Linked DNA regions of Mus musculus: region 2 is linked to region 1. The links are chromatin loops, found by intact Hi-C in ENCODE. Cell type or tissue: heart. All regions are shown on one strand. Each heading gives the region's core, and the rest is flanking DNA. Links, peaks and the distances in the headings are about the cores only. Region 1 overlaps Lrrc8d (leucine rich repeat containing 8D). Region 2 has its middle 8.6 kb from the start of Zfp326.

The links. Hi-C counts contacts between places; a loop is a spot of excess contacts. Peaks named below come from ENCODE experiments on the same cell type or tissue, not always from the same donor. Only the 100,000 strongest peaks of a DNase experiment are listed, where the experiment ranks them.
Region 2: it touches region 1 in a loop (2.6-fold over the local background); 4 of 42 quality-filtered maps call a loop at or near these places.

Annotation. Positions count from the first base shown.
Region 1 is chr5:105,790,431-105,806,221 of GRCm38, reverse strand. The region is part of intron 2 of Lrrc8d (leucine rich repeat containing 8D); the gene reads right to left. It also overlaps the pseudogene Rps15a-ps5. Among named protein-coding and RNA genes, the nearest start is that of Zfp326, 78 kb to the left of the region's middle. In heart, for the core only: no CTCF peak of the experiment used is centred there; DNase peaks (open chromatin) are centred at 5,811 and 6,141; H3K27ac peaks cover 331 bases; H3K27me3 peaks cover 1,838 bases.
Region 2 is chr5:105,860,101-105,875,891 of GRCm38, reverse strand. It overlaps the pseudogene Gm10359. Among named protein-coding and RNA genes, the nearest start is that of Zfp326, 8.6 kb to the left of the region's middle. In heart, for the core only: a CTCF peak has its summit at 7,045 (motif pointing right); DNase peaks (open chromatin) are centred at 7,061, 7,701 and 7,731; H3K27me3 peaks cover 1,703 bases.

The sequences.
Region 1 (15,791 bases), core at 2,552-10,551:
TGCGGCTCTCCTGGAAATCGCTTACGATCTTGATGAGTCCAGAGTTATTTCTCTGCAGTGGCTCACTAGCTAAGGCATGCCTGGAATGATGGACCTTCCTGTCCCTGCGGTAGACACCAGTGGACGCGTCATAGAGACACACCGCTGAATTATAACCCAAAGCATTTCCCACAGCTCTTATGTACGAGTGGAGCTGTAACACTGAAGCACTACCAAGCACAGGAGCTTACAAAAGCTAAACTTAGAGATGGAACAGCACAAAAGACACGAGTCGGCCAGCATCTATCTGCACGTTTATTTCGGAATGATATGGTGCCTCCTGGAGGACTACACGGAGATCTCCCCCTCACCCCCGCCCCGAGACAGGGTTTCTCTGTGTAGCCCTGGCTGTCCTCGAACTCAGAAATCTGCCTGCCTCTGCCTCCCAAGTTACACAGAGATCTTTGATTTGGGATAATTCTGAGTATCTGCTTTCTGATAAACCCAAGTTTACCTCTGTAAGAATAGTCCTAGAGAACATGTGTCTTAGTTAGGGTTTTACTGCTGTGAACAGACACCATGGCCAAGGCAACTCCTACAAGGACAACATTTAATTGGGGCTGGCTTACAGGGTCAGAAGTTCAGTCTGTTATCATCAAGGCAGGAGCATGACATCTTCCAGGCAGGCATGGTGTAAAAGGAGCTGAGAGTTCTACATCTGGTTCCAAAGGCAAAGAGGAGAAGACTGGCTTCCAGGCAGCTAGGATGAGGGTCTTAAAGCCAGTGACACACCTATTCCTACAAGGCCTCACCTCCTAATAGTGCCACTTCCTGGGCCAAGCATATACAAACCACCACAATAGATTTTAAGTAACATTTTTGAATGATGATTTTTATCACGTTTAATTTACTTTGTGTGCATGTAGGTTGTAGGGTATATGTGTGCATGCACGCATGCATACATATGTGCATGAGTGTATCTATGTGTGCTCACAAGTGTCATAGCACAGATGTGGAAGTCAGAAGACAGTGTATATAACAGTGTATAGAACACCCCCCCAAACAAACAAAACACAAACAAACAAACAAAAAAACCAAACCAAACAATAACAATGACAAAAAAATGATTGCAGAGACCAGCAGTAAAAATAGACATGGAGGTGTGGCCACACACCTACAGCAGGGGAACCATAAGCCTGGGCTCAGCATAAGCCACCCAGTGATAACTGTCTCAAATAAAATCCAAAACATTTGTACAATACACACAAGGTTTTAAGTTCAGTTCCTAGAACAGTAAAACAAACAAAAAGAAAAGAAACAACAGAAAGGGTAAACAAACAACTGACTGGGTATTCTGGGAACCCTCAGAGAATGACTCATGTCATGAGATGTCAGGGTGAGCTATGAACACGGGCCATCAAGAAAACCAGCCCTTCTGAAACCCAAGAGGCCATGCGTAAGGCTGGTGCACAAACTCAAGCTTAGATCTGCTAGGCACCCAACCCACAGACCTGTCTTATCCTCCACGGCTCTAGCCCATTCCATGTGGCTAATCTCTCTCTCTCTGTCTCTCTGTCTCTCTCTCTGTCTCTCTCTCTGTCTCTCTCTGTGTGTGTGTGTGTGTGTGTGTGTGTGTGTGTGTGTGTGTGTGTTGGAGGTGAGTGAGCATGAGGTGGAGGTTGGAGGACAATTTGTTGAGCCAGTTCTCCCCTTATATGTACATGGGTTCTGGGATTTGGACTCCAGTTGCCAGGCTTGTATTGGAAGCACCACCTTCACTACTGAGTCACCCTGCCAGCCCCACAGTAAGCAGCCCTGAATTAAAAACAAGGCACAACTGTGTCCACAGCATCTCTCACATATAAAGATATACATGCTTATAAATGCGTTTCTTATATAAATACCATACAGAGGGGGAGGGAGGAGAGGCTGTCCATAGCAGCTGACGCTGTGCACATTACCTGAGAAGATCTGTACTCAGACAGGAATTCATTCTGTCACAGTGTGACAGGGCACACTGCTCACACAGCACACTAGCATCCACTTCTGAGGGTAGAGACACATGGCGGTGAGAAATGAACACTAATTCTTTGACTTAAAGGTAGGATGACTGGGAGGACACATGATGTGCATCTATGCACACACACACACACACACACACACACACACACACACACACACAGATACCCACCACACAAAAGCAAGAGAATCTTCTTCTAGAAAATATTTTAATAAATTAATACCAAAGTGGCTGGGGATATAGCTCGGTGGGAAAGTACTTCCCCCAGAAAGTGCAAGGCCCTGAAGTCCAAGCTTCCACAATACAGACTTGTGTGCATATGCGCCCATGCACACACACATACACACACACTCATATAAACATACTCACAACTCATACACATATACACTCATGCACATACACTCATGTACACACACATGTACACACAATTACACACACATTCATACATACTCATGTACACACACAATCACATACATACTCATATACACCCTTGCACACATACAGACTTATATACACATACATCCTACACACAATCACACAATACACTCATGTGCACATACTCATACACACTCACTCACACTCAGAAACTTGTACTAAATGTAGAAATACGGAAATAAGAGTGGCGAGGCAGAAAACATGCAGAAGAGATTCTACACTTCACATGTCTGTCGGCTCATCTGTCTGACACACCAGTCTTCATTCCAAATCCACACACTGGCAGTAAGAGCCGAGATCTCTCTGAGGCTCCGGATTCTGACCTGTATGCAGCAATGGCTGAAGCTATGGGGTAGGTCTAGATGGGTATGAGACAAAATACAAACAAAACCCTCATTTCCTTCCAGGTTTGACTTTTTAACAAAAATAGTTCCTCGCTCTTGTGGAGGAGACCACTCCAATGGGATAGGGCTGTGGCTCAGTGGCAATGCACTTGCTCAGTATGCTCTGGGTCCTGGGTTCAATCCCCAACATTACAAGTAATATAATTTAACACAGGTCACCACATTCCACTTTGAAACCATTCTCCCTCTCTGCCATGAGAGTAAGAGAATCCCTGGGCTTCCCCCACACGCTTCAGCAACCTTGGTGCTTTGTGCAAATGTTATGTTTCAGTCTAACATAGGGAAGCAGGGCCAAGGGGCTACAGGAAGTCAAGTCTGATTCCCAGTGCCCTCTCTAAAGACAAGGCTACATGTCTTGATCTCTCCCCCTCCCCCGTTCAGCTGGCTGGAAACAAGAAGAGCAGGTACAACTTCAGAGGCCATGCATGGGGGAAGCCCACTGGGATTATCCGGCTAGCCCTCGGCTACTCACATCTGTCCTATGGAAAGGAAATAAACGACCAACTTATTCAACCACCCTATATGGAGTCTCTTTGTTACAGGAGCCTAACACCCCCATAATTAATTAAAAAAAATCTGTGACTATTAAAAAAGTACTTACTGGGACAGGTGGTGGTGGCGCATGCCTTTAATACCAGCACTTGGGAGGCAGAGGCAGGTGGATTTCTGAGTTTGAGGCTAGCCTGGTCTACAGAGTGAGTTCCAGGATAGCCAAGACTACACAGAGAAACCCTGTCTCAAAAAAAAAAAAAAGTACTTATTAAGAAAAAGCATTTAGAAATAAGATCTGGACAGACTTTTTTCCTTATCTACATAGCTAGTATTTTCTCTAACACCATCAAAGGTCTTAGAGTGGAGGATACAGAACAGGAATTTACATGAATAAATAACTGACAAGTTATAAGAGCAAATTAATATACTATAAAGTCACATTAAAATCAAGTATGATAGTAACTCTAACAAAGTTAACAGTAAACCCGTGAGAGGCAAAATACACTGGACAGTTGAGGCGATGATGATTCAACTCAGGCCACTGCAATAAAACACCCAATAATGAGAGCTGTCTTGAGCAAAGGAGGGGGCCTGGCCTCATAAAGACTGCATCTCATGGGAACCAGGAGAATGGAGAGATGGGTTTTAGAACATTCAAGAGTCCAGTGGTTTGCTGTAGTTCCTCAGACCCCCAGAGAGTGGTGAGGGGTAAACTTCTGGAAAATTTAAGGATACAGGGATATTTTCCAGGAGTCAGGCACCGGAAAACAGTGGAGAGAAAAGGATAGAGACGGGAGAATGGATGTTTGTTTGATTTTTCAGGTTGGACAGCTAACACACTAAAGTAGAGAGAGACTTGGGTGGAGCTAACATGACTATTCAAAGTGAACTAGAGAAAGACCCACAAACTAGTCAACATGTGCCCGATGAGATGCTCAGGGAGACACAGGCAAGAGCAGACCCAGGGTCATCAGCATCCAGAGGACATGGCAGAACTGGGCAAAGGAGGGCTATGGAAGGAGTTAGAGAAGGCGCTCGGAAGGGGCCAGTCGGAAGGGGCCATCATGAAACCCAGGAACTGGCTCCAGACACATACGGCAGGATGTGCAGGTGAGAGCCCACTGACAGCAAGCTACACTTCGAGGCTTCGCAACAAACGAAACCTGGCTCAGGCAGGTCAGGCCCAAACCCAAACTTGAATATTTGCTTCTTCCAACTCACCTGGATGGAAAAGCCTAGCTTGGGCTGCAGCAAGGAGTGGAAGGCAAAAGCCACACTTTTAGGCAAGGGAAGGAGTTAGGTGGGAGAAGCTGACAGAAGCTGAGAAAGGGCAGAGGCATCAAATTATACACACAAACACATTCTGACTGGGGGTGTGCACAAGCGCGCGCACGCGCACACACACACACACACACACACACTCACACTCACAGTTTGTTTAACCTTCACACCTTTACGAAGGGATAAAGATGAGAGAATTCCTACCCCTGTGAAAGTTCCCTTTCCAGTGTTTGTTTTCCCTTTACTACCCGGGCAAACATTAACTTTGCTAACCACCATCTCGCTCACCCAATCGTAAAACCTTAAAGGGTCCTTCTCTGTAGTCGAAGGGGGGAGAAAAGGGTGAGTTGTAATTCCCACCTCTCCTCCCCAACACACACACACACACACACACACACACACACACACACACACACACACACAGAGGAGCAGCTCTGTGAATATCTTATAATGCAGACAGGGTCAGGCTCTCCCACCAGGCCAAAGTCTCTGGGAAGGCTAAACATCCAGAGAACTCAAGTTAGATCTCACTGGAAGGAAGAAAGCATGAAAGGAAATGTTTGCTCTTTCTAAGGGGAGTGTCAGCAACAGTGGCCGGATTTACTCTATGTCCTTGGTCACAGTGGGGTCGGGGGTGGGGGAATGAGGCAGATAGACTGCAGGCATCTTCACAGGGCAATCTTCAATTGTTAGCCCCCTCCCCCCAAACCACTCCCCTCCACCTCTAAGGGAGCCAAGAGTCTCATTTAGAACTTGGCATACTTAGGACTTTCTTTTAAGTCTGCTTTGCAAAATAACATTTCCTAAATTAGTGTTTCTCCAAAGACGAACCACGAGAGCCCATACACGTTCTCTGCTGCTTAGGGAATGGAAAAGAAAATGAGGTATTAAGAGAAAATATTTCTACCTGTTGCTTTTAGTTACGGGGCCACTGGTTCCGCAAGCAATCCTTTACCAGGCTGCAACTATCACCTCTGCCCCAAGGCTCCTTGCTGTCCTCAGTGCTATATGAGGAGTCGGTGCCGCTTAAGTGACTCAGGTTGGGAATTCGCTAATGTCACAATCACCGGCAGAAGAAAAAGCAGGCCTGAGTTTGCACAAGCACATGGAGAGACAGGGAGGCACAGACGTCAATTACAGGCCTCCCCTGGATGCTGTCATCGACCAACCTCAGCAAGCTTCCTGCCCCATCAGATCTGACTTAATTGCTTTTCATTCCTGCTGTGGAAAAGCAGACACTGAGCTGGCTCCTGCCGTCCCAGGCAGCAATATGGCAGACTCTCGCACACCCCTGTATACTGCAAAGAAGCACAGCCAGGTTTTAAGGAAATACTAAGAAGCAGGTTGATAGTATTTTTCCATTGGTTTAAAAATAAAGCATTCGATGCTTTGAAGGAAAAAAAAAAGTGTCTCAGAATTATGGAACAGGAAGCAGCAGCTGGACAGAGCAGCCTTCATTTCCTCTGAGAGCCACCGAGGAACTCTCCATTGAGACAAAAGCAATGCTGAGGTTAGCCCTATTCTACCCCACAACAGGGTGCCAGAGCTGGATGCAATGTGGCTGGTCACATCAAAAATTACTGCACACCGTCACTCCTGCAGCTTCAGGGCCCCAGCATGAAGCTGCCCGTCCTCCCCCTACAGTCTGCCTCCTGCTCACTCTGGAGGCATCAGGAGCCAGGCTTCCGGCAGTAGCCTGGAACACACTGAAGCCTAGCCTGATTTCCAAGCTTCTTGCTGCTACCCAGGGTTACAGCTGAGGCTCTCAATCTCACTGTACCTCAGTTCTCTCCTCTGTGAAATGGCAGTGAGGTCACCTACTTCACAGAGTAATAAAGTCACACTGAAATAACAGACTAGAATAACAGTAATATACACTCTTAATACTACAGGGGCTTCCTAGTTTCAATACTTCCACAAATGATATCATTTCATTTGAGCCTTAACTGATACACAGGATGGGGAGTAACGGTGCAGCATCACCACCACCATCATCACCACCACTACCATCATCACCACCACCACTACCACCATCATTATCACCACCACCATCATCATCACCACCACCACTACCATCATCACCACCACCACTACCATCATCATCACCACCACTACTACCACCATCATCACCACCACCATCATCATCACCACCATCATCACCATCATCATCATCACCACCACCACCACCACCATCATCATCACCACCATCATCACCATCATCATCATCACCACCACCACCACCACTACCATCATCACCACCACCACTACCATCATCATTACCACCACTACTACCACCATCATCACCACCACCACCACCACCACCACCACCGTGGTCAGAAAACTGTGTCCCAACTCCTCAGCAAGAGTCCAAGTCAGAGGCTGGGAGGTGATTCTGAGAGTAAAACTGCTTGGAGTAAGTGAAGAGATCTAAAGTCAATTTTCCCAGCACCCATGTAAAACGCTGGGTCTGATGTCAGACAAGACTGTAATCCCAGTGGGATGGAGTAAAGATGGGGTTCCTTGGGGCTTACAGTACTAACATAGCTGGAGATTCAGTGATGGACGCCATTTCAAGAAAATAACATAGAGAACAACAGAGCAGGACACTCCGTATCTTTCTCTGGTTTTACATGTAGGCATGCACACACACACACACAAAGGTAGGCATGCACATACAGATATACATACATACACATATACGCAGGAAGGCATGTACATTCTCTCCCTCCCTCTCTCTCTCTCTCTTTCTCTCTCTCTCTCTCTCTCTCTCTCTGTCTCTCTCTCTCTCTCCTACACCCACACCCACACAGAGAGGCAGCCGGCATGCACACACAACTTCAAGCCATCTGAAATGCATCTGGCAAGACTTGAGTGCCAGGTATGGGGTGGCAAATTATGAAAGTCACTTATACTTCAGCCTGCACTCTGGGCAAGTCCCTTCACCTCTTGGGCAACATGACTCATCCACTGTCACCAGCACAGGGCTAGTGTCAGACAAAAATAGATTAGACCTGGTTCCAGCTCTTGAAGAACTGGGTTGGAGGCAAGGGTCGGGGATGGAAAGACATGACATATAAACAAATTAATTACAAAACAGTATGCACTCAAAATACAGAGTCTGAGGAAAACACCGTGGGACTCGGGACAGGAAATGACTAACTCTGGGGAACTCAGGGAAGAATTACTTTAATTTGTAAACTGGGAAAAGAAGGGAAGTGGACTACATGAACGTTTGTCTTGGGCTCAAGAGAAGGTCTGCAGTCACCCGCCCTGTGCAGTTCCTACCGCTTGCCTGCTTGTAAATGGCGGGTAACCCACGTAAAACAGCACAGATACCACGTGAAAAGTGTGTGGAGGTGGGATCGTGTCTACCCAACAAGCTAAACACCAGAACCTCAACGGGCAAGTATAACTGCTAGCTGAGTGAACGAGGGTGCTTGGTCTCTGTCTGCGCCTGTTCCCATGATTATGGGATGGTAAGAAGGCCAGCCATGATAATAATCCCAGCAGTAACAGCCACCTGCCTCAGAGGGTCAACAGAAGATGCCCCGCGTCCAGAGGTGCACAGAGACCCGTTCTCTGCACACTGTTGACTGGTGAACGCCTGTGAGGCAGGAATAGCGCTACTGTTCTGACTGGTAATGTGGCAGACTGCTGCTGGCTTAGTGTGTCCAGGATCCGGGTTGATTCTTGGCACCAGAAAGTGTTGGGTGATGCACCCTTGTAATCAATCCCAAGGCTTAGGAAAGAGAGACGGGAGGACCAGGCATTCAAGGAAATCTTCAACTAAAGAAAAAGCTCGAGTTATCCGATCAAGAGATCCCTTAAACACACACACACAAAACAATAAAAAATAAAATTACGACTCTCTTTCTGCCATCTTCCCTCGCCGCCACCATGGTGCGAATGAATGTTCTGGCGGATGCTTTCAAGAGCATCAACAACGCTGAGAAGAGAGGCAAACGCCAGGTCCTCATCTGGCCATGTTCTAAAGTCATCGTTCGGTTCTTAACCGTGATGATGAAGCACGGATACATTGGTGAATTCGAGATCAATGATGATCACAGAGCTGGGAAGATTGTTGTGAACCTCACAGGAAGGTTGAACAAGTGTGGCGTTATAAGCCCTAGATTTGATGTTCAACTCAAAGGCCTAGAGAAATGGCAGAACAACCTGCTCCCTTCACGTCAGTTTGGCTTCATTGTGCTGACAACCTCGGCTGGCATTATGGACCATGAAGAGGCAAGACGAAAACATACAGGAGGGAAAATCCTGGGATTCTTTTTTTAAATGTAAAGCATAAATAAAAGCCTTTGTGGACTGTAAAAAAAAAATAATAATAAAATAAAATTACTACTTCTTTGCTTGATAGTCAGAAAACATGCCTTTAAGTCTTCAAGTTGTGTGCTAAGGTTCCATATTTTATTTTATTTTATTTTATTTTATTTTATTTTATATTTTTAGAACAGATGGTTCGTTTAGTTGGTAATGGCATCAAGTCAGGTGTTTTATGTACACTGACACAGAACTCTTTCCAGTTGTAAATATAAAGTACGTGTGGATATAGGTTCAAGGTAATGGGATTAAAAAATCGTATTTTAGAAGATGATATGATTTTAAATAGATCCTTCAGGAATTCTGAATAGTTTGTAATTACAGAAAAGCAAAACCAAAAGGGAAAATACTGTCCCAATCTCACTGAAACTCTTGCTACGATGTTTCAGATTATCTTTAAATTTTGGTTTACAATACTTCAAAATTAAATCCCTCTTTATACCACTGAAGAGGCAAGCAAGTTTGGCCACTCAATCAAAGTAAAGGCAGTTAAATAAAATTATTTTCATTAGCATCTTTTCTGTGTATGAGAGCTTTGCCTGTATGCATGTATGTTTATCACACATGTGCAGGGGCCAGATATCACATGTGTACAGGGGTCAGAAGCGGTTATGTGGGCAACAGGCTCATGTGAGCTACCACATGCATGCTGGGATCTAAACCCAGGTCCTCTCCAGCCAGAGCAGCCGTCTCTCTAGACCCAGTGATTTCCATGTTTCTCTCACTGCACTCACAATGAGAATTATTTGGACTGTTATCAAAATGTCATTATGATATGGTAATTGTCAGGTGAAACAGGTTGTATCCAGATCAAATTAAACTTCTATAAATCAAACTGGATGTTTTAATTGGCAACATTAGCAGCACTCAACAGACCAAAAGATTCTGTATTTAATATTTAATGTATTAAACATCATTCACCCATTGGCTTTAAACCAAAATCCACACTTCCCGACTCTAGGGGCCTGTGGTTTTTTCTTGGTCAATAATACTTAGGTTCAAACATCAAAATCCATCACTAAAAGCCGGTGCTGAGAAATGACTTACCAGAACTCTAAAGGAATCAAGAGGTGGGGGAGGGGGGAGGAATTTAGTATACTCTTATTATATTTTAGAAAGAAGTTTTTTTTTTTAAAAATTCAACAGTTTTGTTATTCTTCTTAATGCTTTATAAATCTGTCCACAGGAAATGAAGCAAATTAATTCAAGCTATGATTTATTATAATTTACATGTTTCTTGGTCAGGGCATTTGCAAGTTATATGCAGTGGTGCACACCTGGGACCCCAGCACTCGGGGAAACTGACACAGGAGGATCCTGATTTCAACTGCAACCTTGGCTACACGGGGAGAGGCACCATCTCAAAGACAAAACAAGACAATAATATAAAAACTGGGCATGTGGGGAAAGCTCATTATTCAGCCCTCACGAGGCAGATACTGGAAGACTGCCCATGAGTTCGAGGCCAGCCTGCTCTACAGAACTGTTTCCAGGCCAACCTGGGCTACATAGTCAAGACTCTATCTCAAACAAACAAACAAACAAACAGCAAAAACTAAGTAAATAAATTCGTGATTGCTTGGTGGATAATCTTTTTAGTATACACGTACACCAAGACTTTATAGAGACCTGTGTGAAGTCTGGCAGCCACACCATCCCACTTATAACCAGCACAGTGGTAACACAATTATGGATTGGAGATGTTAGTCTAGGATGGTGCGCAACACTAAACGAACCAATGCAAATCATAAAGTCTGTAGGGAACATAATCTATGCTCAGCAAAACAGATGAAAACGATTCCTTCAGTCTGTCTACCCTGCGCTTATGTTACATTTAACAATCTGTTGTACTTGGTGTTCTTAGACTCCCTATGAGCCACACACGAATCCAGTCCCAAGGTGTCCTGAGTGTCCTGCCCTTTGTAATTAAATGTTAGATGATGCAGGTCGGTCATCCATTTAAGGGAGACTTTGAAAAGCCGAAAGCCAACCAACAGCCCTTGTACGGTACCTCTAAATGACAACACAGGTCATTTAGGAGAAGACAAACTCAAAAGCTGACCTGTCTCCCTAAGATTCTTACGGGGAGGACCTACCCATGACCCAACATCAATTTCCAGCAGCAGGAAGAGGGTGGAGTCCCAGCATAATTCTTGTCCTGATCATACACTGCTGCTGGGCCCAGGCAAGGTCGCCACATGTCTCCAAGCCTCAGATCCCTCATGTGTGGAGAAGCAGCCTGGATAGATGGACCTGTAGGCACCTTCATGGCTCAAACTGTTAAAATTTAGTTTCTACTTAGAAATCCAAACTCCAGTGTGTCCTAGCAAAGCCTTCCGTCCCACCGAAAGGTTGAGTGAACAGGGCTGCCTCCGAGTTTTCGTACCACATCACCTGCAGTTCACTGGTGTGAACACACTAGGATATAACTGTTGTTCACTCAACGAACTGAGCCACTTCAGAGGAGAGAACGTGTCTTACTGGTCTCTGCATATTTAATTATCTGTTTCTGGCTGATTTGGATACAAGACGCATGATCAATGGCTATAAAATAAATTCTCTGAATTACGGTGTCAAAAATTCATTGGGCATTTCCCTTTGTTGGGTGAAATGGGGGCTGGTACTATATTCTAAGGATTTACCAACATTCTCATGAAACATTTTTAAGTTAAATGACAGGGGTCTCCTGTGGATGATAGAGGTTAATGAAAAATTTGTATATTCTAAGTAGCAAGTCCACATGAATGACACAGAAACAACCTGTTCCCGGTGTGTAAGGTCCCAGGACCTCTGGTGAACCACTACTCTGTGACTCACCTGGGAGAGCTGTCACCTATCACTCACTCCCTCTGCTCCTCTGTATGTGGGCACAAATCCCACCACGGTCATTTTTTTTATTAGGTATTTTCCTCATTTACATTTCTAATGCTATCCCAAAAGTTCCCCATACCCTCCCCCCCTCCCACTTCTTGGCCCTGGCATTCCCCTGTACTGAAGCATATAAAGTTTGCACGACCAATGGGCCTCTCTTTCCACTGATGGCCGGCTAGGCCATCTTCTGATACATATGCAGTTAGAGACACGAGCTCCGGGGGGTATTGGTTAGTTCATATTTTTGTTCCACCTACAGGGTTGCAGATCCCTTTAGCTCCTTGGATACTTTCTCTAGCTCCTCCATTGGGGGCCCTGTGATCCATCCAATAGCTGACTATGAGCATCTACTTCTGTGTTTGCTAGGCCCCGGCATAGTCTCACAAGAGACAGCTATATCTGGGTCCTTTCAGCAAAATCTTGCTAGTGTAACACCACCACGGTCATTTTTAACAATTCAACTGTTCAGAAGAGTGAGCTCAGTGGGGCAGAACCTGGAAAAAACTAAATCCCTTGGAGGGAGGGAGAGAGGCGGGTGGAAAGGTCTGGGGAAATCAGAAATGTTTTTAACAAAGCGGTGTAATTCAAGAAGGGAGTTACATGAGGCCGAGGCAAACAGGGAAGGGGTAAAGATGTCTTTGGCCTGAACATGTTTTGTTTTCAAGTTCTGAAACAAAGGCTTAAGCTGTACGTGTCTGCTCTTCTGTATTTATTCTTCTGGCTCAGTTCATCCCTGGCGATTAGGAACCAAAGTGGTAAAAAAAAAAAAAAAGCTGTTGCTGGCTCTCTGGCCTCAGAGCAGAGTGGCAGACAGGAAGGCTGGCACCTGCAGGATGGATGGGAGGCCTTGGAGACCCTTTGTGTTCCCAAGGCTAGGTCACGGCAGCCTTTCCACCTGAGCAGATGCTGGCAGGTTGGGCTGGAGGTGTGGGTTACTCACAGGGTGTTTCTTGTAACACAACACCCGAGTTCAGCCGAGCAGGGCTTCCCTCAAACCTGCTCCCTGTCCACTTGAACCCCCACAGATCTGCACAAAAGAGCTGTTGACAGGTAGAAGGCTCGGGCAGGAAAGGCTAAGCTGGAAGTCCTAGCCAGTTAGGCAGAACCGAGATGACTCAGCAGGCTGGGGCTTTGACCCTGAACTGGGGGGAGCTCTACCCAAGTGCCTGCTACAGATGCTTGTGCACAGACTGGTCTAAACCCAGAGCCCATCTGAAGACAGCAAGTAGCGCAACCTGGCACAATACACAGACAGGTTTTCCTCATGAGAGTCAGCCCTTGGTCCTGGGTAGCAAGCAGCTAGCTACCAAGGTTTGGCAGAGAACATCAGCCAAAAGCCCAGGCAGATACCCAGCCAGTGGCTGTCCTGTCAGACTGTGGTCCTGAGACAGGACTCGGATGCCAAGAACAGCGGAGGTGGGGGTGAGGGGTCTGTGTGGTTACACACAGTAACTTCCAAAGCTGAGCTGTCAGCAATGCCGGGCGGGCGTCATGAACTGGCCTGGGCGATGACAGCAGCTGATGTCTATGCTTTTCAGCAGCCGGGATGAGCTTGCTCCTGGCTGCCGGCCGCCATGCAATTTACTCTGCGTGTGTTTAATGTAAAATTCACCTCTGGGCTGCCGTGGTCACCTACAGATGCCCACCAGCAGAACAATCTAAGCCTTTTATGAAAAGCAATCTTTCCTCTCGTGGTTTAGTCACACAGGGATTAATTATTAAAAGGGGCTTGGAACATGGCAGTGTAAACATCCGGGGAGGAGAGGTCTGTGACTAGGAAGCTTCCAGCCCTGGCTGAATCTGCGAGCGGGACTTAACAGGGCTCTGCGCTCCCCTAGGAGAGAGACCTGAGGGGTATCCCTGAAGGAATCCACCGCTGCTTCTCTGCCCACTCTCTTCACTAACTAGGCAGGGCTATGGAGGCCCTCCCTGCCTGTGGACTTTGTGTTGCCTGAGGGTTGTAGGTGGCTCTCCCTGTTGGTAGCCTGCCAGTTTCTGCTGCCCCGCTGAGACAGGGAAAGAGTACTTAAGTCCACAAGGTCCAGTCTATAGGAAGTAGCATCAGTGTTTAAAATGGCCGGGGGGGGGGGGGGGGGAGTAGGGGATGTGGCTAACAATCAGCTGATCCTTGTCCTCATTGGTTCTGAATGTGGACTGGGGTTCATACCTCCTCTCTTCTATCTTTTTTACAGTTGATATTCAAGACAGATGTGCAAAACCATGGTGAAAGGGAAGCTTAATAATTTGCTTGGTCTTATTTGAGAGTGGATAGTTTACCACTCTCCACCAAATTCTTGGGAAGATAGTCAAAAAAACATCCAGGAAATGCTGTTATCTATCCATCCATCTACCCATCCATCTAAATGTGTATGAGTATTTCGTCTGCATGTGTATCTATGTACTAGGTACAGGACTATTACCTGCAGAGGTGAGGAGAAGCCATTCGCTTGCTTAGAACTCTGTTACTGACAGTTGTGAGCTATCACAAGGATGCTGAGACCTGAACCCATGTCCTCTGGAAAACCAAACCGCTCAAGACACCTCTCCAGCCCGTGAGTGATGAGTTCTTAACACAAATATCACCAACGATTTAGCACATGGACATGGGATTCTGATCCCACACAAAGTTTCTCCCTGATGTTTTATGTGCCACGGGAGGAGAGGATGTGAGGTAGGGGCTGCTGCTTTCTGAAGCAGAGAGGAATCTACAGGCATCGTGACACTCTCCACAAATTCTTCCTGTCTCACAACCTAACATTTCAAACTACCATTCCTTTAGAATGAGTTATTTAAAACTTCAATATATGAAAAAGGTAGCTATGGGTGGAAGATGACCCACAAGGCTAACAACAGTCAGTACAGTGCAGGTCATTATCTTATTTCAGCCTTAAACCCTGCAAGTTCCCTGTGACATCAGTGTGAAGGGAGAATTCGTCCTGCAACAGAAGTGTGCTGAGATGCACACACAGGTCTTCCAATAATAAAAACAAGTGCTTTCTATTTAAGTCACACTTCTAAGGTGTCACATCTGTCCTTGCCGTTCTGACATGCCAGGTCCCCCTTGGCCACTGCAGGGGTGGCAGATAAGGCCCAGGTAGCATGCCAGCAAGAACCAAACGAAATCACCTGAAGCCAGCATAGGTGTCAGATGATTTATGGGCTCGGGATGACGTGAAGGGCACTTCCTTGGTCTTCTCAGTGCTGCCTACACCCCCACCCCCACCCCCCCTTCTCTGAGGTCAGAAGAGTAACGGTTGTCTATGGCACAATGGCTCAGGAGACAAATACACCCTGCAAGGACAAATCCTAGATCTGTCATTTGTAAGCCAAATAGCTTAAGTTAGGTTACCAACGTCGTCCCTGTCTTTCCATATCCATAACAGACATAGCAAGGGTAAAGATCTTACTGCATCTTACTAATCCAGGCACGTGCACATGGAGCTCAGTCCCCGGCACATAAGCACTGTGTGTGACTTCCACAATGATAATACACACTTAACTACATGGTAAAAATATGATCCAGGGACTGCTAAGAGCCTATGCAAGCAGAAGCTAACTGTTCCCCATAGACAGTCACGCACAGAGCCCTCTAGAAAAAGTCCTTTTATTCTGGATCCTGAGGACCACAGCCTACTCATTCCTTAGCAGCCATAGTAGTTTACCAAGGGAGCCAAACTCCTAGGACCCACACCAGGATGGCAAGATATGACACACCAAGAGGTTGCCTGAGTTTGGGTTAAACTGGGTTTACGGCAACTCTGAGACTGGGTAGCACCCAATGAGCCACAGCTGTGGGATGCCAAGCTTGGAAATCATGTACCCAGCCAGCCAGATCTGCACAGCTTGTCTACTAAAGTTTCTAGCTCCGCCACTTCTACAGACTGCTCCTCTGCACCCCTGCATCACACCTCTAAATGCTTTTAATTACTGTAGAGAAATCCTGAGCCTCAAGTCAGTTATAAGCTCGGGAGGAC
Region 2 (15,791 bases), core at 3,780-11,779, 68 kb before region 1:
TGAACCACAGTTTTAAATAATTTTCTCTCTGTCCTCACAGAGCAAATGGCATTAACAACAAATTGGTTACCTAGATAGGAAGCCAGACATCAATTCTTTGCACTCAATTTGCTAGACTCAGTTCGGAGGAAGCCGGAAATAAAACTGGAAGCACAGGGAGGTATACCACAGTAGCCCCAAATCTGGGCACGGCTTTGTGTCCTCCTGCTCATCTCTTCCTCCTCCACCCTCCCTGACTCATCCTGTTCTCCACCCTTTCCCAATTCCTTCTCTTCTCCCCTCCCACACATGTTTTCTGTTCACCTGGGCTGAAAGCTGAACTCACAATTTCCCTTCTCAGACCTGCTTATCCTCGTGTATTCTCTTGGCTGTTCACGGGGCGGTGAGCAAACCGCCCACTAATCCCAGCCAGAAGGCTGACTCGGTCCAGTCCACTCGAGACTAGCTCACCGCTCTTTCAGCCTCCTACTTCCAATCCACACACTTTTGTATCTGCTTACCCCACCTAAGATATCTTAGGTCGGCCCCACCCTTTCCATTTTCGTGGCCACTACCTGAGTTAGGATACTCACTGTCTCCCTGCAAAACTCTTGCTTATACAGGGCTGGAGAGATGCCTCAGTGGTTAAGATCACTGACTGCTCTTCTACAGAGGTCTTGAGTTCAATTCCCAACAACCACAAAGAGATTCACAGCCATCTGTAATGGGGTCCGATGCCAACTGGTCATGTCATTCCCACATTAAGGCTCTGAGTAGATCTGTCCAATGCTGCCTAACATAGAACACAAACAAAAGGTAGAGATACTGCCTGACCCTTGCCCTCTCCCTGTATTCCCCTTCCTCTCACCCTGTTCTGTCTCTGTCTCTGTCTCTGTCTCTGTCTCTCTCTCTCTCTCTCTCTCTTTCGTCTTTATAAAGACTTTTTTTAAAGATTTATTTATTATATGTAAGTACACTGTTGCTGTCTTCAGACACACCAGAAGAGAGCATCAGATCCCATTTACAGATGGTTGTGAGCCACCATGTGGTTTGCTGGGAATAGAACTCAGAACCTCAGGTAGAGCACTTTAACACACACACCCCCTTCTATCCCACCACCCACCAGAGGTAGTGGGAAAGAAAGGATAAGGGGGAAGTGGACCTGCTTAGAAAGGTTCTTTGGAGCCACTCTCGCCTGTGTTGTCTGGAAACAGGCAGTTCAGTTCAGCAGCGGCAGCTCGACCCCCTGGCGAACACTTCACAGATACACCAGCGAGGTGTCCTCTCATGAGCGTCACAGATACACCAGCGAGGTGTCCTTTCATGAGCGTGCTTTGACAGAAGATCCTTTCACCTGTGTCCACTTCAGCGAAACACACCTTCACATGTTTGTCCCCGGCCAAACACCATCCAGCTTTCCAAAGAACGCTTTCATTCCCACTTCAATTATGGATATGCATTGTCTGTGTGAGGGTATGTGCACGATCGTGGGTGCCTGTGGAGGCCAGAAGAGGGCATCGGACCCTCTGCAGCTGAAGTGACAGGGCACGGTAATTTCATGGACATGGGTGTTAGAACCTGAGTTCAGCTTCTCTGAAAGGGCAGCAAGTGCTATCAAACACAGAGCCATTTCTCCAGCCCACTCTCCCCATTTGGGCTGCCAGCTTCAGACGCCGAGTTCTCCAAACAGCCCTGTGCTTTAATGTGACTCCTGACCTTTGTATTAGCCCCTGAGCAGCCTCAGAACATAACCCAGATTTACTTTTATTTAAAAACAGCAACAGCATTCTCAGGTCACATTCCCGTGTTCCAAACTTGCACTTCTCAGGTATGTATACCTGAGAACATGACTCAAAGACTTATTAAAACAGGTTCACAGACAGTCTCGCTAGTTGGAGGCCAAGAATGTCCATCCTTACAAACCTCTGAGGGCAGCAGCAGCTGCTAAACCACACCCTAAGGAGCAAGGCCTGGGAGCACTGTCTCACCCACAACCTTGGCTTCGAGCCCTCTTCATTTAAAGCTCTTTGCTATCATAAGGTCTTCTTTGTCCCCCTTGCTGTTAAGAGCATTTGTTTACCAAGTCAAACTCTCCCTAGTGGGTTTTAATGCTTCACTTGTTATCATTTTTCTCCCAATTTACCTTCTGACAAAGGAATGATTCTGTAACCTGAGGTTCTAAGACCTTACCATGACTGAAAGGGAATGAACTAGAGTCACTATATTTTCTCTCCCTGTCCCTGTCCCTGTCCCTCTCCCGTCTCCCTCTCCTTATCCCCTCCCCTCTCACTCACTCTCCTTCTCTCTCCACCCTCTCTCTCTGCCACTATATTCTTTCTCTCTCTCTCTTCCTCTCTCTCTCTCTCTCTCTCTCTCTCTCTCTCTCTCTCGTGTGTGTGTGTGTGTGTGTGTGTGTGTGTGTGTGTGTGTGTGTGTGACTACATCCCCCCCTCCACCTTGCCTTCCCTCCCCTGGAAGAAAAAATGGCCAAGCAAGTTGCTGCTAACTCAGAAGAAACCTAGTCTCAAAGATGTACTGAGAGCCAGCACACACACACACACACACACACACACACACACCTCTTCCCCCAACCTTCCTCCTTCCCAAACAGGAAGCATTCTTAGAAGTCTGCATACAGAGCCACCCTGTGTCTCAGTTACTTTTCTATTGCCATGAAGAGACACCACGACCACGGCAACTTATTTTTAAAAGGATTTAATTGAGGGCTGAGTCCACAGCCGTCACCGTGGAAGCCTGGCAGCGGGCAGGGAGGTAAGTCCACAGCCATCACCGTGGGAGCCTGGCAGCGGGCAGGGAGATAAGATACTGGAGGAGTAGCTGGGGACTTACATGTGATCTGTAAGCAGGAGGCAGAGAGACTGCACCTGCCCTGAGTTTGAGGAATCTCAAAGCCCAGGTCCACACCTCCTCTAACAAGGCCACATCTCACAATTCTTCCTAAACAGCCCAACTGGGAACCAAACACTCAAACATGAGCCTACAGGGTTGCATAATAAGTCATCAGCACGCCCCACATGAATTTACTTAACAAACTCTGAGTACCAAGCACCGACGTGTTATCACTGGCCTCCCAGACTCTAGCTGGGTTCATCTTTGTCAGGCTCAGCTTGGTACCCTGAGGGCCCAACCCTCTGTACATAAAGCCATGTGTTATTTCATCTTCTGTATTTCTTACAGCAGACAACAGGTTAATGAATCACAGACAAACAAGTCTATTAAAAGTTTAATGAGAGACGGGGGCTGGACATTTTATGTGCGGAGGTCAGAGGATGCAGGATTGAAGTCAGGCACAGGCTACAGGGACAAGAAGGAAAGGGAGGTTATACCTAGGACCTGTTCTTAAGGGAGTTACATCAGAGAAGCTACGACCTTGAACCCAAGAAGAGTTAGGTGTGTGAACTCACTAATGACCCAGAGTCCTTTCTTCCTCAGCCCCTAACCCTCCACCCACCTCCACACCATCAGCATGAGATATCTGCCACGCCCATAAACACACCAGCACTTTCACACGACCACAATTTCCATTGACTTTTCTGCGCTTCCTCTCTTCCGTCTCTGTCTTCAAGTTCGCTATGAATATCACCTAAGTGTCTAAGGTCTTCATCTGAACCCCAACGTATGCAAACACATCCGCAGTTTCAGGGCAGGATTTTTGTCACCACTTATGAATGAGTTTATTATAGTTTTGCCTAACACCTTGTTCCTACTTTTTTTTCTTAGGTTGCTGTGACTGATGGTTTGTATATACTTGGTCCAGGGAGTGGCACTATTAGGAGGTGTGGCCTTGTTAGAGTAGGTGTGTCACTGCAGGTGTGGGCTTTGAGACCCTCATCCTAGCTGCCTGGAAGCCAGTATTCTATGTGCTAGCAGCCTTCAGATGAAGATGTAGAACTCTCAGCTCCTCCTGCACCATGCCTGCCTGGATGCTGCCATGCTCTGGCCTTCATGATAATGGACTGAACCTCTGAACCTGTAAGCCAGCCCAAATTAAATGTTGTCCTTTATAAGACTTGCATTGGTCATGGTGACTGTTCACAGCAGTAAAACCCTAACTAAGACAATTGCCTAGCTGTCACTGTGAATGCTGAGGGGGAAGGAACATTCACCAGGAGCATTAGCTGCCTACAAAGAATGGAGGGCATTGCATCCCCAACACTAGTGTTGCAGACAGTTGCTGTTTGGAATGAAACCTGGGTCCTTTGGAAGAGCAGTAAGCACTCTTAACTGCTGATTCATCTCTCCAGCCAAACTGGAATGCCCTTTATACCTAAGACTCACTTGAAGTTTCTCCCTGATTTTAATTCAGGACTTTAAAAGAATGAAGGCATCTCCAAAAGATGAAAGGAATAATAGTAAAATAATAATTTTTGTTACGACCTAAATGCTAGTGAGTATTCAAAGCACTTTGCATATGTTACCTACATGGGATATGTGTCCTTCCATCACCCTCAGTTTGTGCATGAGGTAACCCTACTTGCACAGGATGCCCAGCTAACAAAGCATAAAGAGTCAGACTGTCAGCCTGGCCCTAGAGCCCAAGCCTGTGTGTCTGGCATACTAGTAAAGTGCCTACTGTGTGCTACTGAGCAGCTGTCTTATGCCAGGAAGTTTTTTAATAAACCTCTGCAATTAAAATACAATTGCATCATCTCCCCATTTTTTTTCATCTCTCCAACCTTCCCGTGTACAGCTCCTTGCTGCCTCTGATGTCACGACCTCCTCCCCTGGGGAAACTGATTTTCCTGACTCTCAGCACTCCTGTGGATGGGGCCCTGTGAGATCTCCTCCCCCAATGACGACATGTCTGTTAGTCTTCTACTTCTTCAGGTCTTGTTGAGGCACCGTGGGTGACGCTTCCCTGCCACTCCCAGGAGACACAATCTTATAGCAGCTTTCCTGGTCTTCTGGCTCTCACAATCCTTCCACCCTCACCTTCCAAAATGTCCCCTGAGCTTTAGATACAGGAATTACATTATAGATTTGTCAGTGGAATTGGAAACCCCACAATCGCTTGTCCTCTGCATTTGACCCGATGTGTGTTTCTGAACTGATCTCCGGGAGCAGAGTAAGCAACTTTGACGTAGGGTGTAGTGCCAAGGTGTTGGATCCTCCATAGGGTGTAGTGCCAAGGAGGTGTTGGATCCTCCATAGGGTGTAGTGCCAAGGAGGTGTTTGATCCTCCAAAAGAACAGACAGGAGCCAATCTCACAGCAGGGTCTTTATTCTACTCAAGCTAGCTCTGACCCCCGCAATGCACGGCCATCACGCAGGATGGTTTTGGTGATAGGAGAACCTTGAATATCCATCGGGGCAAGGCTTTATTAGTAAGCAGCAAGAGGGGCTGGTGGGGGAAGCAGTGAGTGTGCAAGTATCTAACTGTGGCCTTTAACATAATTGCCTGGTGCTGGGAGTCATATCATAAACTTAGTTCCTGCTTCTCTCTGCATTTGGTGGTTTTTAGCCAGGATTGTAAATAGAGGTGCAAGTTTGTTGGGGGAATAACCTAGTTGGGGGAGATGCTAGTATTGTTGGGGATTAGCCTAGAGACTGGAGCTAGGCTCAGGTTTTCTTGGAGGGGGGCAACTTGGAATCTAGTGCTAGGTACCAGTCTGTTAGTTTACCTGCGTTCAAACTTAGGTCAGGTTCTCTAAAACGGGGTCTGAACTCAAAAGATTTGGCCTCTCAGGATAGCACCTATCTGCAGTTATAAGGATACGTGTGTAGAATGCGGTTAGAAATTACACCGGTTTAAAATGGTGAAATGGGTGGTGGTAATAGACTCCTCTAAGATCCATGACCTCACTAGCCCCAGGTGGTTGGCGAGGTCTCCCACACCTACCACGGTTTCCCTCCTACCGAGTGGACCAATTACACTGAAGAGTCCAAATAGACCGGTGGTGGTTACTGCCAAGATACCAATGCCACCGTTGCAGCCTCAACGTGCCTGGCCATCGCTGTACATCACCAACATCACTGGTGTTGCAGCTGGGTAGGAGTATTGGTGGCTTCCCTCCCTTGAAAATGTGCCTAGCAGGGCTGGAGAGATGGCTCAGCAGTTAAGAGCAGTGACTGCTCTTCCAGAGGTCCTGAGTTCAATTCCCAGCAACCACATGGTGGCTCACAGTCATCTGTAGTGGGATCCAATGCTCTCTTCTGGAGTGTCTGACAGCTACAGTGTACTCATATAGATGAGTTTTGTTTTTTTTAAAGAAATAAAGTGTGCACAGCAAAGATGGCCTCAAATTGGGGTCCCTACCTGGGGTACAGATTATATATGAGCACTTTTCTGGGAAATATCGTTTGCTTTTCTCTAGGGGATCAGCTAAAACTGTGTCATCTGATCATTTTTGTCTCTTGTATTTTAGCAAAGCAAACATAGATATTTGTTAAAGTTAAGTAATAAAACCCCAGAGAGTGGGAAAGTCTTCCAAGATACTCTCATTTTTGCCTTTCTAACGTGTGATGATCTATCATAGATTTCTACCAGGTAAATTGGGAGCAAATTAGCTAGGACGTCTGCAACTGCAGTGATTGTGAGGATAGACTAGGCTCGGGGCTAAATATGGTTTTACAGTTGAGAGCACCTGCTGTATAATCTTAAGGACAAGAGTTCGGATCCCAGAGCCCAGGTCAAAATCCGAGCAAACCACTCCAGCTCTGAGGGGTCTGAATGTCCCCTTCTGGCCTCTTCTCAGACACACACCAATAAGCAAAATTGGAAAACTAAAGACTAGATGAGGCTCTCCAACTAATCAACTTATTTGCTGTCCTATCCAAGTCTTGTTAAGGAGGTCACCCCCTTGCTGTGGCTGTACCCTTGGAAGTGAACATTGCCTCCTGCTGTCTCCAGCTCCACAGCGATACATTTGGCTTGAGAGATCGTTTAATATGTTTGTTGAATGAATAGGAAAGGGACCCAGGACAGGTTTCTATATCCATACAGTCGTCATTATACATTCAGGCCACACTTAGAAATATAAGAACAGGCACAGCACCTAATAGAAAGAACTTTCCTACAAGGAACAGGAAAAGGCACTACCCTGGAATGGCCAGCAGAGGGCACCACACACCAGATGTAGTGAACGTTGGCTCTGTGTTTTGGAGCACAGGTTCCTGCAAATCAGAGGAAAGTTAATAGAACACCCACCAAGGTAGAGAATGGCTCAGTAGGGCTTTCTCTTCTGTGGGGCTGTGTTCCCACACAGCAGCCCTTCTCTTCAATAGGGCTGTGTTCTCACACCAGCCTCTCTCTTTGAGATATAAAGGTTCCTGATGCCTCCTTTCGTCAGATGCTATTTTTTAGAGCTTATTAAGAAAAGACCGCAACACTACAAACTATATTAAAGTGGTAAGTCTGAAGTTCAGGATATGAAACTGCACATGGGTTTTCATAATTACTTGTTAACAAAACATTTGATAGCCCAAAGCACAGAACAAGACAGAAGGATCCAATGCGTGACTAACGGTCGCTCTTGTACTGGCTTTTCATACGCTCGTGCACGCTGCGCACACTTACTGTACACTAAGACAGAGTATACACGCATTTGACATGGCATGCAGTGTTTATGCATACCAGCATGTGTCTCTGCGAATGCAATGGCAGGAGGTTCTTGGCTAGTTACGTAGTCGGAGCTGCTCTGGATTCTCCTAGTGCATTTTTAGAAGTGTCAGTGCTCCCTGTCTCTCCAGGGACTCTGGCCTGGTGATAAACCTAAAACTGTCACCAGTATTTAGCTGTTGGAAGAAATGTTATTTTGTGTTTCAGTAGCTTGTACTTGAGAAAATGTCAAGTCCGGAAAAAGGAAACTTTGTAGAGATTGACTAAGCACACGTGACCCACTGGGTTTAGTGTTGGTAAACTACAGCAAGCCCAGGAGTCAAGACTGGTACGGACACGCGCCTCCAGCAGCTCTGAAGACTGGCTCTGTGCCAGTATTTTTTTCTAACTGCCCTGAAGCCCTTGGGATGTAATTAGCAAGGACAGTAAAGGGCTTTTAAATGTGAAATATGTTGTGTAAATGCTAAGCCCAGGAACCACACAAAGGATTTGCATTTCTTGGCCATATTTCTCAACCAGAGACAACTTGATGCATCTTGTAGTCAGTTTCTCTTTTGCAACCTAAATCTCTCCAACCTTTCGTCTGGGGAAAACAAAAGGAGGAATTTTTAATGGCGTTCCTACAAATCAAAGACCTAAATTACCTCTTTCATGACTTCAGGAGTGGAGTTCCTGCTTCAATGAAATGCCGGGTTTCACTGTGGGTTTTTTGGATGAAGGCCAGGCAGTCCTCCGACTCCTTGGAGGCAGGTGTTGGCCAGAAGAGGGACAGACTAGGTGCTCCAGGAGAAAACCAGACACCAATCTACTCTACTTTTTGTTGTTTTGCTTTTGTTTTTGAGATCTTTTTATCTTTACTTTTAAAAATATTATTATCATCATAGTCTATATCAAGGCCCATAGCAATAGTAACAAGGTCTTTCTTTCTCTCTTTCTTCCTTTCTTTCTTCCTTCCTTTCTTTCTTTCTTTCTTTCTTTCTTTCTTTCTTTCTTTCTTTCTTTCTTTCTTTCTTTCTTTTCTGAGACAGGCTTTCTCTGTATTTCCGTGGCTGTCCTGAAATTCACTCTGTAGACCAGGCTGGCCTTAAACTCAGAGATCCACCTGCCTGGGCCTCCTGAGTGCTGGGATCAAAGGTGTGTGCCACCATGCCAGGAGCAGGTTTCTTTTTTGTTTGTTTGGGTTGTTGTTGTTTGAGACACGGTTTCTCTGTGTAGCCCTGGCTGCCCTGGAACTCACTCTGTAGCCCAGGCTGGCCTCTAACTCAGAAATCCACTGCCTCTGCCTCCCAAGTGCTGGGATTAAAGGCGTGTGCCACCACTGCCCGTCAGGTTTCTTTTTAAAGCGTAGTATTAAATATTAAATGCGCCGAAGCTTGACCGGAACTCAGTTTTCTAAGAGGAGGGTTCTTCTAGAATTCTTCCTCTTGCTTCAGCAAAGAAGTTGGTTTTAAAGGCGCTTGGGAAATTCCTCTCCACCCCCTCCGATGGGAGCGCTTAGAGCGAGGGGTTCGGTAGAGCCGCCTTCAAAGCCATAGTGGGATTCCTGACAGTTGGGGACTCCATGGAATTGGGCTAAAGCTGCTGCCACCACCCGGACACGGAAAATCTAATGAGACTGGAACCATATGTCAAAGTTTCCAGGAAAGAAGCGCTCAGGAACCTGAGCAGCATGAAGGCCGGCTCCAGGGTCTGTACCACAGCTAGCTGAGGAAACGCTCGCCCATCTGACCCACCGTGGTGGCCTCGACAAGGTCCTCGGCAGTAGTAACATACATGGCGGGTACTGCACCACTCAAGCCCCAGGAGCATGCCTGCTCTTGTCTGCTAATTCTTAGGAGGGGCAAACCGGCCCACTTTGCCACAGTGAAGGCAGAAATGCACGTGATGGAGAGGTAGAGGAGCCGTGGCTGTGGGGAGCCGGAAGGGGGAATAAAGCCAGGAGACGAAACTCCTATAACCAGTAGAGCGACTCCATGACTCTTCCATTTTATATGTTACAAAACTGTTGTCATATTGACAATGCTTCAATCTTGACTCATAGTCGGGGCCCCTTGGACCACAGCTAAGAAGCTCCCCTGAATGGATGTTGCGTGTGATGAAATGAATCCTGGAAAGACTTCATACATAGCACCCTATACTCTGCTCAGAGCCAGTAAGACCTGGGTCAGGGCTCTCGCCATCTTTATACTGACTGTTGACAGCTTATTTTTTCCCTTCTTGGATTTGTGGACATCAGTATTTACAGAGGTTTTACATATATGGCTGTGTGCATGTGCACACACCTGAATATGCTCTTTTTTGAAAGACCTGCATTGCATTTTTGACAGACTTCTGTAGATTTCACGTTAAGAAAACAATAATCCAGCTGGGCAGGGTGGTGCACATCTTTAATCCCAGTACTGGGAGGCAGAGGCAGGTGGATCTCCAAATTGGAGGCCAGATTGGTCTACAGAGTTAGTTCTAGGGTAGATAGCCAGGGCTACACACAGAGAAACTTGTTTCAAAAAACTGAAAGGAAAATACAATGCTTGTGAAAGATGCTTACCATCCTTAGTTGTGGAGATCAAATTAAAACTATACTAGCATATTACCATGATGTAATAGATGACTGAAATTAGACACAGAGACTATGTGGCACTCTCAGTACAGATGGTGGGAATATAAAATGATACAACCACTATGAAAAACAATTTGGCTTTTACTTACCATGCTGGTTAGGTTTTTGTTTTGTTTTGTTTTGTTTTTTGTTTTTTTGTTTTGTTGGGCTTTGTCAACTTGACACAAGCCAGGGTCTTCTGCTAAGAGGAAACTTCAGTTGGGAAAATGCCTCCATTAGAATTGGCTGCTAGGTAAGTCTGTGAGCCTTGGAAGGGCCCCGCCCACTGTGGGCGGTGTCATCTCTCCGCAGGTGGTCCTGGGGTATAGAAGAAAGCAAACTGAGCAAGAAAGGAGACACAAGCCAACAACGTCTTCTGCTTCCGTTCCTGCCTTGAGTTCTTGCCCTGACTTCCCTCAGTAATGATGTGATCTGAGAATGGCAAGCTGGAACAAACCCTCTCCTTCCTACATTTTCTTTTTTTTTTTTTTTTTTTTTTTTTTTTTTAAGATTTATTTATTTATTATATGTAAGTACACTGTAGCTATCTTCAGATGCACCAGAAGAGGGCATCAGATCTCATTATGGGTGGTTGTGAGCCACCATGTGGTTGCTGGGATTTGAACTCCGGACCTTCGGAAGAGCAGTCGGGTGCTCTTACCCACTGAGCCATCTCACCAGCCCTTTTTTTTTTTTTTTTTTTTTTTTTTTAAATTTTATTTATTTTATTATTATATGTAAGTACACTGTAGCTGTCTTCAGACACACCAGAAGAGGGAGTCAGATCTTGTTACGGATGGTTGTGAGCCACCATGTGGTTGCTGGGATTCGAACTCTGGACCTTCGGAAGAGCAGTCGGGTGCTCTTACCCACTGAGCCATCTCACCAGCCCCTACATTTTCTTATTTAATATGATTAATGTGATAATATTTATAATAGCAAATTGGAAGTGATCTATGTACTTATGAAATGAATAGATAAGTAAATCGTGGGACATCTATACAACGAAATGCAATAAAAAGAAAACTAACCACTTATAAAGGCATCTGCATGACTGTATTTTTTTAAAACACGTAAAAGACGCCAGTCTCAGAAAGGTACATACTGTATAATTAATTCCTCATATGTGAAATCCCAGAAAACGTTCAACAGCTTACAGGAACAGAAGCAGAGCACGGCTGTCTGGGACCAGGTAGGACTGGATGGTAACTGCAAAGGGAAGTGAGATAAGCTTCCGGGGCAGGACCGGAAGAGAAGCTGTGTGGCAGAAGCTGGGCTCGAACTCACTAGCTAAATCAAATTAGCCTAAACCCTCACTCCTGCCTCAGCGCTGAGTGCTATGATTACAGTGTTATCATGCCCAGCATGCAGAAACATGTTAAGCAGGAGAAACTTTCTACAGCTCGATTGAAGTCGAGCTTATGTGGAGTGGATGCGTTTGTCAGAATTCATGCTGCATATACTTACTAGTTTTACTTTGTCACACACGGGATATATTTTCAATAAAGCTGATTTTTGAAACCAATTTATCCTTTAAAAACTGAAATCATAGAAATGGTTAAGATAGGGCTGGAGAGATGGCTCAGCAGTTAAGAGCACTGACTGTTATTCCAGAGGTTCTGAGTTCAATTCCCAGCAACCACATGGTGGCTCACAACCATCTATAGGGGGATCTGATGCCCTCTTCAGGCAGGCGGATGTATATGCAGCAGAGCACTCATTCACTTAAATATTTTTTTAAAAAAATGGTTAAGATGTTATTGTAGGGGCTGGAGAGATAGACTCAGCAGTTAAGAGCACTGGCTGCTCTTCATGAGGATCTGAGTTCAAGTCTTAGCACCCACATGCAGCTCACAACTATAATTCCAGTTCCAGGAGAGCCAACACCCTCACCCAGACACACACGCAGGCAAAACACCAATGCATATAAAAAGTAAAAATATCTTTTTTAAAAAAGATGTCGGCTCTCTGCTCCTCCCTGTTCCAGAGACAGCCACATCTTCTTGTGCAGTGCCAGCCTCGTCCCGTAGACAAAATGGTGAAGGTCGGTGTGAACGGATTTGGCCGTATTGGGCGCCTGGTCACCAGGGCTGCCATTTGCAGTGGCAAAGTGGAGATTGTTGCCATCAACGACCCCTTCATTGACCTCAACTACATGGTCTACATGTTCCAGTATGACTCCACTCACGGCAAATTCAACGGCACAGTCAAGGCCGAGAATGGGAAGCTTGTCATCAACGGGAAGCCCATCACCATCTTCCAGGAGCGAGACCCCACTAACATCAAATGGGGTGAGGCCGGTGCTGAGTATGTCGTGGAGTCTACTGGTGTCTTCACCACCATGGAGAAGGCCGGGGCCCACTTGAAGGGTGGAGCCAAAAGGGTCATCATCTCCGCCCCTTCTGCCGATGCCCCCATGTTTGTGATGGGTGTGAACCACGAGAAATATGACAACTCACTCAAGATTGTCAGCAATGCATCCTGCACCACCAACTGCTTAGCCCCCCTGGCCAAGGTCATCCATGACAACTTTGGCATTGTGGAAGGGCTCATGACCACAGTCCATGCCATCACTGCCACCCAGAAGACTGTGGATGGCCCCTCTGGAAAGCTGTGGCGTGATGGCCGTGGGGCTGCCCAGAACATCATCCCTGCATCCACTGGTGCTGCCAAGGCTGTGGGCAAGGTCATCCCAGAGCTGAACGGGAAGCTCACTGGCATGGCCTTCCGTGTTCCTACCCCCAATGTGTCCGTCGTGGATCTGACGTGCCGCCTGGAGAAACCTGCCAAGTATGATGACATCAAGAAGGTGGTGAAGCAGGCATCTGAGGGCCCACTGAAGGGCATCTTGGGCTACACTGAGGACCAGGTTGTCTCCTGCGACTTCAACAGCAACTCCCACTCTTCCACCTTCGATGCCGGGGCTGGCATTGCTCTCAATGACAACTTTGTCAAGCTCATTTCCTGGTATGACAATGAATACGGCTACAGCAACAGGGTGGTGGACCTCATGGCCTACATGGCCTCCAAGGAGTAAGAAACCCTGGACCACCCACCCCAGCAAGGACACTGAGCAAGAGAGAGGCCCTATCCCAACTCGGCCCCCAACACTGAGCATCTCCCTCACAATTTCCATCCCAGACCCCCATAATAACAGGAGGGGCCTAGGGAGCCCTCCCTACTCTCTTGAATACCATCAATAAAGTTCGCTGCACCAAAAAAAAAAAAAAAAAAAAAAAAAAAGATGTCACTGTAGAGCTGGATATAACCACGGAAGAGAGTGAGTCAGTTTTAGCAGATGTTTAGTGAAATCCGTGATTATGAGTTTACACTGTTTTTTGTTTGTTTGTTTTTGTTTTGTTTTTCGAGACAGGGTTTCTCTGTATAGCCCTGGCTGTCCTGGAACTCACTCTGTAGACCAGGCTGGCCTCGAACTCAGAAATCCGCCTGCCTCTGCCTCTGCCTCTCCCAAGTGCTGGGATTAAAGGCGTGCGCCACCACTGCCCGGTGAGTTTACACTGGATTTAAAGAAATTGAGGTAGTTCTATATTTTCGGTAGGAATGTTTACAGCATTTGAAGTAACAAGGCAGTCATTCAACAGTATGTATGACATTATCTGTTTTCATAACTATATCTTATGTAAGTACATAACATAATATGCATATGTTTACATGCATGAAACTTTACAAGGAATCACCTATATTCTTTACTCACCTGCAGCACACTTACTTGGGAGGTTGACGATAAGGGAAAGGTTTTCTCACTTGCCCATTCCTCTGTGTTGCTCTTTACCACAAGGAGGTCTGTGCGCAAGGTGAGCAGAGACATTGGTGATACTTACATTTGGAAAAAGCAAAGGGCCTAGGAAGACTGTGGCCTGACACACACCAGCCAACATCCTGAGCACCAGTCAGTCATTTTGTCCTCTCCGAGCAGGGCCGAGCTGGTGGAGCAGGATCTCTACTCAACTGGATACCTGGAGCCAAGAACACATTGAGTAGGAAGTCCTTCTGCTTAGCTCTCCCACTACCCAGCTCTTTAGAAACATGTGTGACTTAATTGAGAAAGAGGAAACATGGTGACCAAGTCTGGTAAGACGGGAACTCTCCTTGCCTATTCACTTTTCTCATATAAAAGACCCAGCCAACATCATTTTAGTCTGGATAAGAAACAGAACGTTTTAGCTGAGAGTGTGGCTCAGTTGCTGGAGTGCCTGCTTACTATGCAAGAAACATAACACTGGGTTTGGTGGCCTGCAAACCCATGGGATGTGGAGGCAGGAGGATCGGAAGTTCAGGACCATCCTGAGCTACATAGTGAGTTTGATGTCAGCCGGGACTACATAAAACCCTGTCTCAAAAGCAGACAAAAATAAAAGCCCCCAAGCATCTGTCCCTACACCCTTGATGGTGACACACTACAAAGGTAACGTGATCAAGACCACAGTGGCACAGCACAGCTTTCTCTCCAGACCCCTGGAAAACATTGAAGAAATGAAGGCTTTAGTTTAGTTGGTTTTGATGTTGTTGTTTGGGGTTTTGGGTTTTTTGGTTTGACAAGGTTTCTTTGTGTAACATCCCTAGTTGTTCCAGAACTTGCTTTGTAGACCAAGCTGGCCTCAAACTCACAGAAATCCTCCTGCCTCTGCCTCCCAAGTGCTGGGACTAAAGGCTTGCAACATCACACTGGGCAAAGGCTTTGGTGTTTGTTTGTTTGTTTGTTTGTTTGTTTGTTTGTTTAAGACTATGTGTCATAGGCCTTAAAATTGCTATGTAGCCAAGGATGACTTTGAATTTCTGATCCTCCTGCATCCCACGTACTTGTTTGTTGTTGTTGTTGTTGTTTTCTTTTTTTCGAGACAGGGTTTCTCTGTGTAGCCATGGTTGTCCTGGAATTCACTTTATAGACCAGGCTGGCCTCGAACTCAGAAATCCGCCTGTCTCTGCCTCCCCAGTGCTGGGATTAAAGGCGTGCGCCACCACCACCTGGTGCATCCCACGTACTTGGATGATAGAAGCTCATCTCTGTTTTATTCAGTGCTGGATATCCAGCCCAGAGTGCCTGCACACCATGCTTGCATTGTGCCACTGAGCTGAACTCCCGGCCTGGGTCCATCAGACGCGAGGTGAGGTGTGGTGGGCCTTCTACCGACATTCAGATTCCAGCAGAATCAAAACTGCATGCTAAGACAAAACACCCCAGACTCCCCTTGACATAACAGACAGTGTCGGGGCAATTCTGAGAAGCAAGATTCAGTGCAGCATTGTTCTCATAGAAGGCTCAGAGTCCTGTCATCCTCTCTTTGCTTCTTAGCTATACAATTAAATATTCTCTTACTGCCTTCTGGAGCTCCCAAGTCTAGACACTATAATTATCATGGCAATTTCTCCAATGCCCTAATTAGCAGCGAACTAAAAACCCTTGGAGAAGAAAGCCAGGACCCTCCCCCGCCTCCAGTACTAATATCTGCCAAAGCCCACAACGAAATTAGTCTAGTACAGGGAGGGAGACTCATCCCCTTCCTCGTTCCCTATCTCCCCTCGATTGGCCTTCCTGTATCCTTCGGGAAGGAAGACGTCAAAGGTTTGCTTCCGCTTTTCCTGTGCCTCATTTAATCTTCCCACCCCACATGGCAC